Linked DNA regions of Mus musculus: region 2 is linked to region 1. Evidence: chromatin loops called from intact Hi-C (ENCODE). Cell type or tissue: heart. All regions are shown on one strand. Links, peaks and the distances in the headings refer to the core of each region. The heading gives the core; the rest is flanking DNA.

Region 1 (5,488 bases), core at 123-5,122:
CTGATAATTGAGGTTTGCTGCTGTAACACCAGCTGCTGGGTTCTGTGCCCAGAGTGATAGCCTCTGTCCGGAGTTCCTAAGGTTCCAAGCCTGGCTGAGCAATTTTGGAGCAAAAAGCCCCTGACTTTGAGGGCTGTGGCTTGCTTTGACCTGAACCACTTACATGTACTTATATATACTTACATATACTTACATGTATAGTGTAAGCCTCTGCCTTTTAAAGCTTAGAGTCATATACCTCTAGGCCTGTACACCTCTGACTTAGTAAGCCTCTGCTCAAGAGCTCAGAGATGCTAACACCAAGGAAACTATTCTTGCCACTATTTTTTTTCTGAGATTTTGTTTTATGTGTGTGGGTGTTTTGTCTGCACATGCACGTCTGTTCCCCACACGCATGCAGTGCCCGCAGAGGTTAGAAGGTGTCAGTCAGATCTTGTGGAACTTGAGTTACAGATGGTTAACTGCCATTTGGACCCTGGGAAGTGAACAAGGGTCTTCTGGGAGAGCAACCATGCTTCTAACCACTGAGCCATCTCTCCAGCCTCTATCCTTGCCATCTCTGAACACCTAAATAGATAAAAAAAAGACCCTTAGCCAGCCTTTCATGACATTTAGAGTGTTTTACTATAGAGTACAGAACTAGGAGAGTTCGTATGCATCAAACGGCTGACAAGTTTTGAATCCTTTCTGAGGAGTAGTGGACAATGGTACTGGGAGGGGTGGAGAGACATTTCTGTACTTTAGTATTGTTTATAAATGGTCATTGCATTTATTTTGGAAGAAATGCCAAACCAAAGAGCAAGAATGTCCACTAAAAAAGCACTGAGGCTCAGAGCACTATACAAATCTAGTCAGTTTCAAGTCCCCAGGAGGGAGAGGGTGGAGTTAGTCTGGAGTTAGTCAATCTGGAGAGTAGGGTGAGATTGGGGATATGGGAATGGGGCTGGGGAGAAGGTACATATACTATTAAGTCATTAACAAATGGTAATGTAGTTCTTCCAATTAATAGTGAAAGTGTTTGTGGGGGTTGAAAACATTTACCCAGAACCTGGACTCCACCTGTGTTTGCTTTTCTGTCACTGTGACAAGTTTATGACCATTTAAAATGAGTAAAAAAACAAAACTGTATTTGGCTCACAGTTTCAGAGGTGTGGTACATGGTCACTTGGTTCCATTGCTGTGGACTTGAGGTGGGGCTGGACACGTGGCAGGGTGTGTGTGATGAAATAAAGCAGCCCCTCTCACGGCAAACACGAAGCAGACAGCAATGACAGGAAGAGGCCATTGCAACACAGTCCCTAAGAACACACCTCCAGTGATATACTTCCTTCAGTTAGCCCCACCTCCTGCTTTTCCATGGGCAATGGAGCTGTGCAATCAGTATTAACCTCTGATTAGGCCAGACTCTCAGGATCTAATTATTGTCCCAAAGTCCAGCATTAGGCAAAACAAGCAGCAGGGAAGGAGTGTGTGTGTGTGTGTGTGTGTGTGTGTGTGAGAGAGAGAGAGAGAGAGAGAGAGAGAAAGAGAGAAAGAGAGAGAGAGACCATATCCAAGTTTTATCACTATGAACCAAACTGAACCTGGGGCTATACATGTGTGCAGAACTAGGTCTTGAAGCATCAACAAATTCTACATTTAATAATTTTTCTCTTGGGTGTGAGATGGGTGAGGTAGCTGAACTAGGAGGAAGGACTCTTATTTTTATGATAATGACAAAGATAATGTAACTTTCTTTGTAAATGTAAAATTAATACAGGAAGTAACATGGTCAGTGTTTGTTGCTATCTCGTACTTGCCTAAGTTACATTGGGAGCCGCATGTATTCAAATTTCAAGGCATTATCTAGGGCCCTAGGGATTCCATTTTGCGGGAATATATGCAACTTCAGTTCATTTAGGGTCTCGATTATTTTCTTTTCCTCTAAAAATGTCTTTGATCTGGCACCTAATTTCTTTCTTTTTTTTTTTTTTTTGGTTGTTCTTATAGTAACCATATAAGCCCTTGATTTGAATTCCATTTTGCAGCTGTACACGACCTCATGGACCAACGAGAGGCTTAAAGTTAAAAGTTGGGATTGCCACTAAACTCGGGTTAAGAAGAAGGACTCTAAAGCACGTCTTGGTAGCTCAAATATCGTGGTTTCCGGCCCTTCCCTGGCTCGCAGCTCGCTCGGGAGGCTAACGTTAGGGGAGCATCCCCCAGGGTGAGCCCTCGGTGCAGGTCCCTCTGGGCTTTAACTTCGGGGCTGCTCGGAGGCCCGGCCTGAGTCAGCGCGGCGGCCGAGAAGTTGGGCGCGAGGCGCAGGGCGGGGCTTCCTCCTCTTCCTCCTCCTCCTCCTCCGATTCGAGCCCCGCTCTACTTTTCCGAGTCCGCGTCTCTTCCTCCGTCCGGGCGCGTGTTCCTCCAGCTCCGACCAGGCGGACGTGACAGCCGCAGACCTTTAACGCCACAGCCCGGGGCGGGGAAGCTCTCCGCGGCAGCCAGGACAGCCCGGCTCCGCTCGGCCGCACGCAGGCTCCTCCGGAGCGGCCGCGCGTCTCCTCGGGCCCGGCCCGTCCTCCACCTCGCTGGGTCGCCGCAGCATCCCGGGCTATGGAGACCGGCTCCGACTCAGGTCAGAGGCCGCGTGCTTGCGTGCGGCTGAGGGAATGAGGCTCAGGTCCAGGGGTTGGCCCGCCGCGTCTGCGTCTCCCGCTCCGCGCCGGGGAAGCTTGGCGGCGGCAGGTGGGCAGGACGCGGCGCGAGCGAGGCAGCGAGGGCGGGCGAGCGGGCGCGCGAGGGGCCGGCGGAGGCGGAGGGGGAGGGGGGAGGATGGCTCAGCTCTTTCTAAATATAAGAGCCGGCGTGAGGCTAGCAAGCCGGGCGCCGAGCCGAAGAGCCGCCGCGCGGTCACTCGGCCGCACGGGCGGCAGCGGCTCCTCCGAGGCGCGAGGCTGAGAGGGAGCTCCCGAGTCGCGAGCTCGCGAGGCGCGGCGAGAGCGACGCTCGCAGCGCAGAGGACGCAGGCAGCGGGCGGGCCTCGAGGGCGCAGCGCGGCCCGCGTGAGAGACCCGAGGCGGCTCCGGGCCCCTGCGGCACGGCGCGGCGCGGCGCGGCACCGCACGGCACGGCACGGCGACGGCCGCGAGCCCCCCTCGCCGGCCGCCCGCCCGCCCCTCCCTCGCTCGCTCCCGGGCGCAACATGGCTGCGGCCGCCGCCTCCGCCTCCCAGGACGAGCTGAGTAAGTGCGGCGCGGAGCCTGCAGCTGGGAGCGGGATTTAACTCCACGCAGGACCGGGGCTGGGCCCGGCCAGACACGGGAGGCTGGGGGGGCGCGGGGCCGGGCAAGTGGGTGTGCGGTGGTCTCGGCACGGGGCTCCGGGGCTCAGGCCTGGCGGGAGGGCGGGCGAACAGGCGCGGGCCGCCGCCGCGGGCGCTCGTAGGCCGCAGGTTTGCAATGTCACGTCGTGAAATTGAAACCAGAGCCCCGGGCTTAGCTACCCCTGCTCGAAATCTGCTTCGGCCCGGGCTTTGGGGGGATCCCGGGCCCCTGGCTTGCTACCGGAGCTGGCGCGCGGCCTGTCGCCCCCAGGTCGGACTGTGTCCACCCGTCCGTTCCGTCAGACCCCCCGCATGTCCCTTGATTCTGACTGACGGGCGAATTCTGGACGTGGAGCTTTGGGGAAGGGGAGAGGGTTGCCTTTCCCGCACCTCCAAGGAATCGGCAGAAAGGTCACAGATGGGAGATGACTTTCAGGTTGAAGCTGTAAAGGCCAATAGGGCCGCTGTTAATGGCAGAAAAACAAAACAAAACAAAAAACAAAACGAGGGTGACGGAGCTGTCAGAAAGGAGAGAGTCCCACTCCATGCCAAGCGTTGCGATTTTCCAGGGGATGACGATCCAAGCTCGCTGGGAGCAGTGGTCGCCCTTAATGCCAGGCCGCCCAGCCTGCTGCCCGTGTTCCACTCTATGCTTTGTGGGAAGTGTAGTTCTAGGATGTTGTCAGCCTATTCTGGGGTCATAAATATTCAGTTTTCGTGAGATATGTAGGATAATCGATTGCGTTTTGGGTGGTTGGTTCAAATGCTTTAGGGTATTTACGAGAAACCTACTCCCCTATGTTGCCCTTCAGTAAAGACTAACAAAGAAAGGTGTTATTTGAGGATGATGTGTATTTTAAATGCCAGCATGGGTGAGGTGTTGTAAGCGTATGTTTGTGAAGCTTATGTTATTAAAGCGTCTCAATCGCCATGTGAAAGTAGTTAAACTTAATTTATGTTTCTTTGGTGCTTGGCATTTGAAAGCTACTTTTATGAACGTGATCTCACTTTTGCCCTCATAACAACCTTGTGTGGCAGGTAGGTAGGAATTATCCCTTGTTTCAAAGAGGAGGCATAAACGTTTAGAGGGATTAAGTTCCATGCTGCTTTGAACTGGTGGAGCAGGAGTGCTAGTTGCTCGGTTGGAAGCTGAAGTACGCGTTTGGTTTGGCTCTGGGAAGAAAGGAGACTCTGAGGAGAGCAAGAAGAGGGAGGTCTCCGGTACGGAGAGGTAGATGGAGGTGGCCACAGTGTTGAGTGTTTGCCTCACAGTCCCAATGGAACCAACACTTGACCTTTGAAGAGACCAATTTCTCAGTTTTATTTTTCAGTGTTTTTATGGTGGTGTGATACGCATCACAAGATTTATCATCCTAACCATGTTTTAAGTGTGAAGTTCAGGGTCATTGTGTACATGGACTCTGTTGTGCAATCACCACCTCCGTCCATCTTCAGGATTCTTCCATCTTTCAAGACTAAAATTCTGTAATTGTTAAACAACTCCTTCCCTCCTCTTCCTTGAATCCCCTGGCAGCCACTTTTCTGCTTTTTGTCTCTGAACTTCACCATATAACTTTTCACTGTTTGTCTCCCCCCCACTCCCCACCCCGTTTTGTGGCTGTGTTTTTTTTTTTTTAATTTAGTATAATGTCTTCAAAGTTTATCCTTGCTATAACATCTGCCATGATTTTCTTTCTAAGATTGAATAATTCTCTCTTGCATGTAATACATTTTCTTATCCATTCATCTTACTATGGATGAATGCTTCCAAATTTTAGTTGCCATCCATAATGCTGCAGTGGTCCTCCTTTCAGTTCTTTTGGGAATAACCCTTAACTTTTGAGGAACTGCCGCTTTCTTTGTTTCACTTTTGTGGTTCTGGGGATTGAAGCCAGAGCCTTTGACATTAGTATGAAGTGCTAGTATGTGAGTGCTCTGCCACCAGTCACACTCCCAGCCTGCCATTTGTCTTTTTCCCAGTGACCATGCCATTTCACACTCCCATCAACACTGCATAAAGGGTTTCACTTCTCCATATTATTGTCAATAATTATTAGTTTCTGTAATCTCACTAGTACCATTTTAGCAGACATCAGGTCATCTGATATCAATTAGAAATAATATGTATTTTAAAATTGACGTGTCTCATGGTGTTTGGGTTTCTGTTGTAACACTAACATTAAC
Region 2 (5,488 bases), core at 356-5,355, 88 kb before region 1:
TCCACGTCAGCAGGCCGCGCCTGTGCGCAGGCGCAGGGGGCGTGGCGCCGCAGCCACTTCCGTCCCCGCGCGTTGCTAGGAGAGAAGGACGCCTTAGCCTCGGGCGGCTTCTGTGTGTTGTGGAGCCTGGTAGTCTTAGTAGCTCAGCGGTCTTTTCTGAGGCAGGGGTAGGTGTCTGTCTGTCTGAAGCGCTCCTAGCCGCCTAGTGCGGCACAGTCCACACGCAGGACTAGCCACACGCCACCTTCTCGACCTCGCTACTTCATCCGCTGCCGTAGGAACTCTGGGCACTGGCATCCTGTCTCCAGGCCTGGACATTGCCCCCCCTCTAACCCAAACTGAAGATGAACTTAGACAATTGCACTGTCTCTCTCCCAGGAGCCCTGAAAGACCGTGGCCTTTTTGTTCTCTGTTTCTCTGCTTATTTATATTTTAGAGCAAACAATTATTTGCCCGGAGGATGTAAAACGTTTAGTAGTACCCCCATACGGTCCACAAAAGTGCCTGTAACACCATTATCCCTAATTGTGACAATCAAAATACAGCTTAAGATCTTGCAAATGCCTCCAGGGAAATCAGGAGGTGGAGTGGGGAGAGGACGTGCTCCATTAAGTTTAAATTTCAGATAAACCACAGTTTTTAAATGTGTAATTTATTTGTTGCTGTGACCAAATACCTGCAAGCAGCAACATCAAAGATGAAGGATTTATTTGGGTTTAGGGTTCTAGGGAATACGGCCCCCACAGTCCAGAAGGCCTGGCAACAAAGTTGCTAGTTACACATTATCTGAAATTAGAATAAAGGAATGAAAAGGGTGCCAAATTTATTTTCTCCTTTTTATTTGATCCAATGCCTCACTATGTATGATGGTGATGTGTCCATGTTGTTCTTACCTCAGTTACACCCTTCTGGAAAACAGCCTCACACACACTCAGAGATGTGTTTCCATGGTGATTCTAAATCCAGTCGGGTTGATAATGAATGACCAGTATATCCCACATGACTGACTTTATAGTTTCCCAGGTCTATGATGGCAACTGGCTAACAACTAATAGATAGGGATCTATCCATTGGGATTGGTCTGTACACCAAGTGAAGATTTGATAGACAATGTTAGATATTCAGGAAGAATACAATTAAATTTTTCTAGTATCAACATGGACTTTAGCCTCTATAAACCTCAATTATTTCATTTCAAATAAATTCAAAGTGAGCCAAAATACCAATACCTCTTTCAAGACGGGGAGTTTCTATTAATAGTCACATTTGCAGGTTTGACGAGTACTCACACTGTGGTGGTTTGAATAAGAATGGTTGCCACAGGCTCCGATACTTGAATGCTTAGTAGCCAGGGAGTGAGGGGATTCTTGGTAAGACTTGAGAGAGATGGTCTTGTTGGAGGTAGGCTTTTGAGTTTTTCAAAAGCCCACATCTGCTCCCCCTCACCCCCACTCTCTCTCTCTCATACACACACACACACACACACACACACACACACACACACATACACACACACACACACACACACACACACGGGGGGGGGAGAGAGAGAGAGAGAGAGAGAGAGAGAGAGAGAGAGAGAACTAAACCTGTGAAACTCTAAGCAAGACTCAATGCCTTCATTTATAAGAGCTGTCTTGGTCATGGTGTCTATTCACAGCAATAGAACAGCGACTAAGACAGCTAATTCGGACCACTGCAGGATGTCTCAGAATTAAAATTTTTCAAAGTGTAACCAGACGGTGATGGCGCACCATACCTTTAATTTCAGCACTCAAGGAGGCAGAGGTAGGCAGATCTCTATGAGTTTGACCATAGAGTGATCTACAGAATGACTTTCAGGACTGCCAGGGCTACACAGAGAAATCCTGTCTCAAAAAAAAAAAAAAAAAAAAAAAAAAAAAAAAAAGTAAAATAAAAAAGTTTCAGGGGCTGGTGAGATGGCTCAGTGGGTAAGAGCACCCGACTGCTCTTCCGAAGGTCTGAAGTTCAAATCCCAGCAACCACATGGTGGCTCACAACCACCCGTAATGAGATCTGATGCCCTCTTCTGGTGCGTCTGAAGACAGCTACGGTGTACTTACATATAATAAATAAATAAATAAATCTTTTAAAAAAAAGTTTCAAAGTATATATATATATGTATATATATATACACACACACACACACACACACTTTGGCTGATCTACAGTTACAGTTGTACACCAAGCTAGCCTTAAATTAATTTGTGGCAATCTTACCACCTCTGCCTCCTGAGTGCTAAGGTTAAAGCCTGAGCTATCCTGCCTGTCTTTTTTTTTTTTTTTTTGATGTGAGTACACTGTAGCTGTCTTCAGACCCACCAGAAGAGGGCGTCAGATCGCCTTACAGATGGTTGTGAGCCACCATGTGGTTGCAGGGAAGTGAACTTAGGACCTCTGGAGGAGCAGTCAGTGCTCTTAACCACTGAGCCATCTCTCCAGCCCTTATTGTTATTATTTTTAACAGTATTTTTTAGAAGCTGGCTTGAACACTGTTTTGAACTTCTTCCTGGTGATATTTATCATGTGTACCTCACTGCAAGTTGACTAATAACTGTCCTAATGATGCGAGAGACATGGTTAGTAGTGTGGAAACAATATCAATTTCATAGCTAGCACTATTTTTTAATTTAGCCAGACTTGTATGAACATAATCTCTTTGGCCTTCTCAACACATGCCCACTTTTTATGAAGAGGGAAGAGTTGTAAGTGATGTGCATCCCTGTAATCCTAGCACTCAAGATATAAAGATAGAGGATTGAGATATTGAGTCTAGCCTGGGCTACTTGGTACAATCTTTTTGAAAGAAAGAAAGAAAGGAAGGAAGGAAGGAAGGAAGGAAGGAAGGAAGGAAGGAAGGAAGGAAGGGAGAAAGAGGTTAATTTGTATTTTACCCTATTGTTTTTGAAATCCATCCACCTAAGAAGGAGAAAATTCTCCCTGTGTTAACTGCAATTCTCCTCATATCCAGCATTTGGCACCACTTAACTAACTAATCACCACAGGAAGCAAGTGGTCTTTCTGATTTCCCCACTCTTCTGGCATTCATATTTGGAATAAGCAAAACAATACTAGTCCACACAACCCATCCCTATTGTGCATCTATATACTGTATCCCCTGGACTATGGCTTCTTGCTTGTTGCCACTAGAAAGCCACAGAAAAATAGAGCTAGGCAGAGATTTTGAAGAGGAGTCTTCCTGGTCCTGTTTCCCCGCAGCTTGTTCCCATGCACCCAACAGACAGCATGCTGGTTCCCAAACTGTCCACCAGAGGGTGCTATCACTCCTGCACAATTTTGCACGTCTTCTGCCAAAAATCCATACTTTTAATGTTTGCCTAACCTTACTCAGAATCTATGAACTACTTTTCTAATTCCAAGAGAGTCAAATGAATTAAAGGAGAAATTTAAATTTAAAATCAACCCAGTGCCTACTCCTGGAAAATCTTCTATCAAGCTGAAAGCATTGATCTTTGTTTGTTTGTTTGTTTTGTGAGACCCCAACTTAGAGTGTTTCTCCCTGGAAGGTAAAGCCCCTGGACGTTCCCCAAGCTTGTTTTCCCTGATCTCTAAAAATACAGCTAGAAAAAAGCTCTTTGTTCTCTATAGCTAGCAAAAAGCCTTTTTGTTTCTATACTTTACAACTAGAGATGTAATAATTGTAAAAGACCCAGCCAGGCACTTGCCTGGCTTCCTGTGCCGAGGACACGGAGATAAAAATTCAGAAAGAACTCACTCCCCACTCCTTCTGCCTCATAAATTTCACCAAGGACACCCGAAAGAGCAGAACTCTGCCCAGCTTCTCCCACTCCTCCCAACTCCTCCCAATTCCTCAGCTAGCTGTTAAAAGCCCCCTACTGTCACCGCTAAGGGTTGAACTCCCCTGCCCTGCACAGTGGAAGGAGTTTGCATTAGGTGTGGTTTTCTCTCGAGTCATTGGGGTGCTGGCCAGCTCATCCCGGGACTTGAGCAGAGGCCCAGCTTCGGGGGTCTTACAGTTTTAGCTAACTATACTATTTAAACTCTGGCAGGTTTAATAGAGAAAAGATATTTGAAAGATCTCCTAATTTCAATTAAATCAGATTTGGTGACAGTTTCCTGAAATCTGCCCTGGCTGTTAAACACTGTATCCTTCTGAAACAAAACAAGCCTGGAACATGAAAAGAGATATGAATTCTTAAAAAGAGATAAACAAAAGATATACTAAGAGGATATCCACATCACTGAACAACAAATGATTCAGCTTTTCAGCCATGTCTGTGTCATTGCCAGATCCCTTGCTTATCAAGAAAATTTTATTGGCTGGTGATAGAGAAGGCTCAGTGAGTATCGGCACTTGCTACCAAGTCTGACAACTTCTTTGATCCCTGAGACCCACTCAGGGAAGGAAAGACTTCTACAAGAATGCTGTGGAATACACATGTGAATGTGCATGCACACAAGGGTACATGCTTGCACATACACACACACACACACACAATATGATTTTTTTTCTCCTGAAAGACCCTGTGCCCTCAAAGTCTTTGGCTCTGATCCCACGTCTAATTGAATGTAAGCAACCTAGACCACGTGAAGCATAAACTGTCACCACTGTCAAAATAAAAGTTTCAGCGAGACAGACAAAGGGTATTTTCAAGGGTGAGGATGTGAGGAGGAGGCTATGCCATCAGGACTCGGTGCCACACGGCTTAAGCTGAAAAAGAAGTGCTACGGGAACCTCCTAGCGCACTGTGTGACTAATCAAAGCAAAACAAAAGCAAGGGTAAAGTGGGAACCACCAGAAATGACCATTTAAATACCAGCACAAAATAAAACATCACCATCTGAGGTGAAGATATTTAAAAGAATCATATGCCTGAAAACACTGAATGGAGAGACCCAGGGTTAGGAACAGTTAAAGGCCGAGGGGGTAAGTGGGAAGATCGGGATGGATCCTGGTGCCCAGACACCCAGCACCCAGTTTAGTAAAGAAATGCATCTCTCCCCCTCCCCCCTCCTCTCCACCCCCCCCCCCTGTGTGTGTGTGTGTGTATGTGTGTGTGCCCTGTGTGTGGGAGGAGGCCCAGAAGAGAGCACCAAATCTCAGTGAAGCTGAAATGGCAGGCAGTTCTGAGCCATCATCTTAATTGATGAACAATTCATTTAAAAATGTTAAACTTAAAAAAATGACCTAACTCTTGGAGTGCAAGTCCCAAGGCAAAAACCACAAATAACATGAAAAAAGCAAATCAAGGTGACCTAACTCCCTGAAAGTCACTAATTCCACAGTAACAGCCAGCCCCTGTGCAGGACTTCCTGCTTGAAGGGTAGACAAATCAAATTGTGTTCACGGAGTAAGCATTTGGACATAGTACAAAAGTCCTTGTTTGTTTTCTACATAAGAGAGTAAATTAAATTAGTCTTGTGGTTTGCTGTTGCTATCTTGAGATAAGGTCTTCCTATGTTGCCCTGGTTGGACTGGAACTTG

The links. A loop is a pair of places that touch in the nucleus more often than their neighbours do. Peaks named below come from ENCODE experiments on the same cell type or tissue, not always from the same donor. Only the 100,000 strongest peaks of a DNase experiment are listed, where the experiment ranks them.
Region 2: a loop joins it to region 1, with 2.7 times the contacts of the local background. A loop is called at or near these places in 6 of 42 quality-filtered maps.

Annotation. Positions count from the first base shown.
Region 1 is chr4:58,909,605-58,915,092 of GRCm38, reverse strand. It overlaps Ecpas (Ecm29 proteasome adaptor and scaffold), which reads left to right and starts at 2,344. Exons shown (of 49, transcript NM_172381.3): 1 at 2,344-2,617. The coding sequence starts at 2,596. In heart, for the core only: no CTCF peak of the experiment used is centred there; DNase peaks (open chromatin) are centred at 2,302, 2,722, 3,522, 3,912 and 1 weaker place; H3K4me3 peaks cover 2,936 bases; H3K27ac peaks cover 2,168 bases.
Region 2 is chr4:58,997,665-59,003,152 of GRCm38, reverse strand. It overlaps a transcript of Dnajc25 not described here. Among named protein-coding and RNA genes, the nearest start is that of Dnajc25, 2.8 kb to the left of the region's middle. In heart, for the core only: CTCF peaks have their summits at 2,345 (motif pointing right) and 3,289 (motif pointing right); no DNase peak of the experiment used is centred there; H3K4me3 peaks cover 127 bases.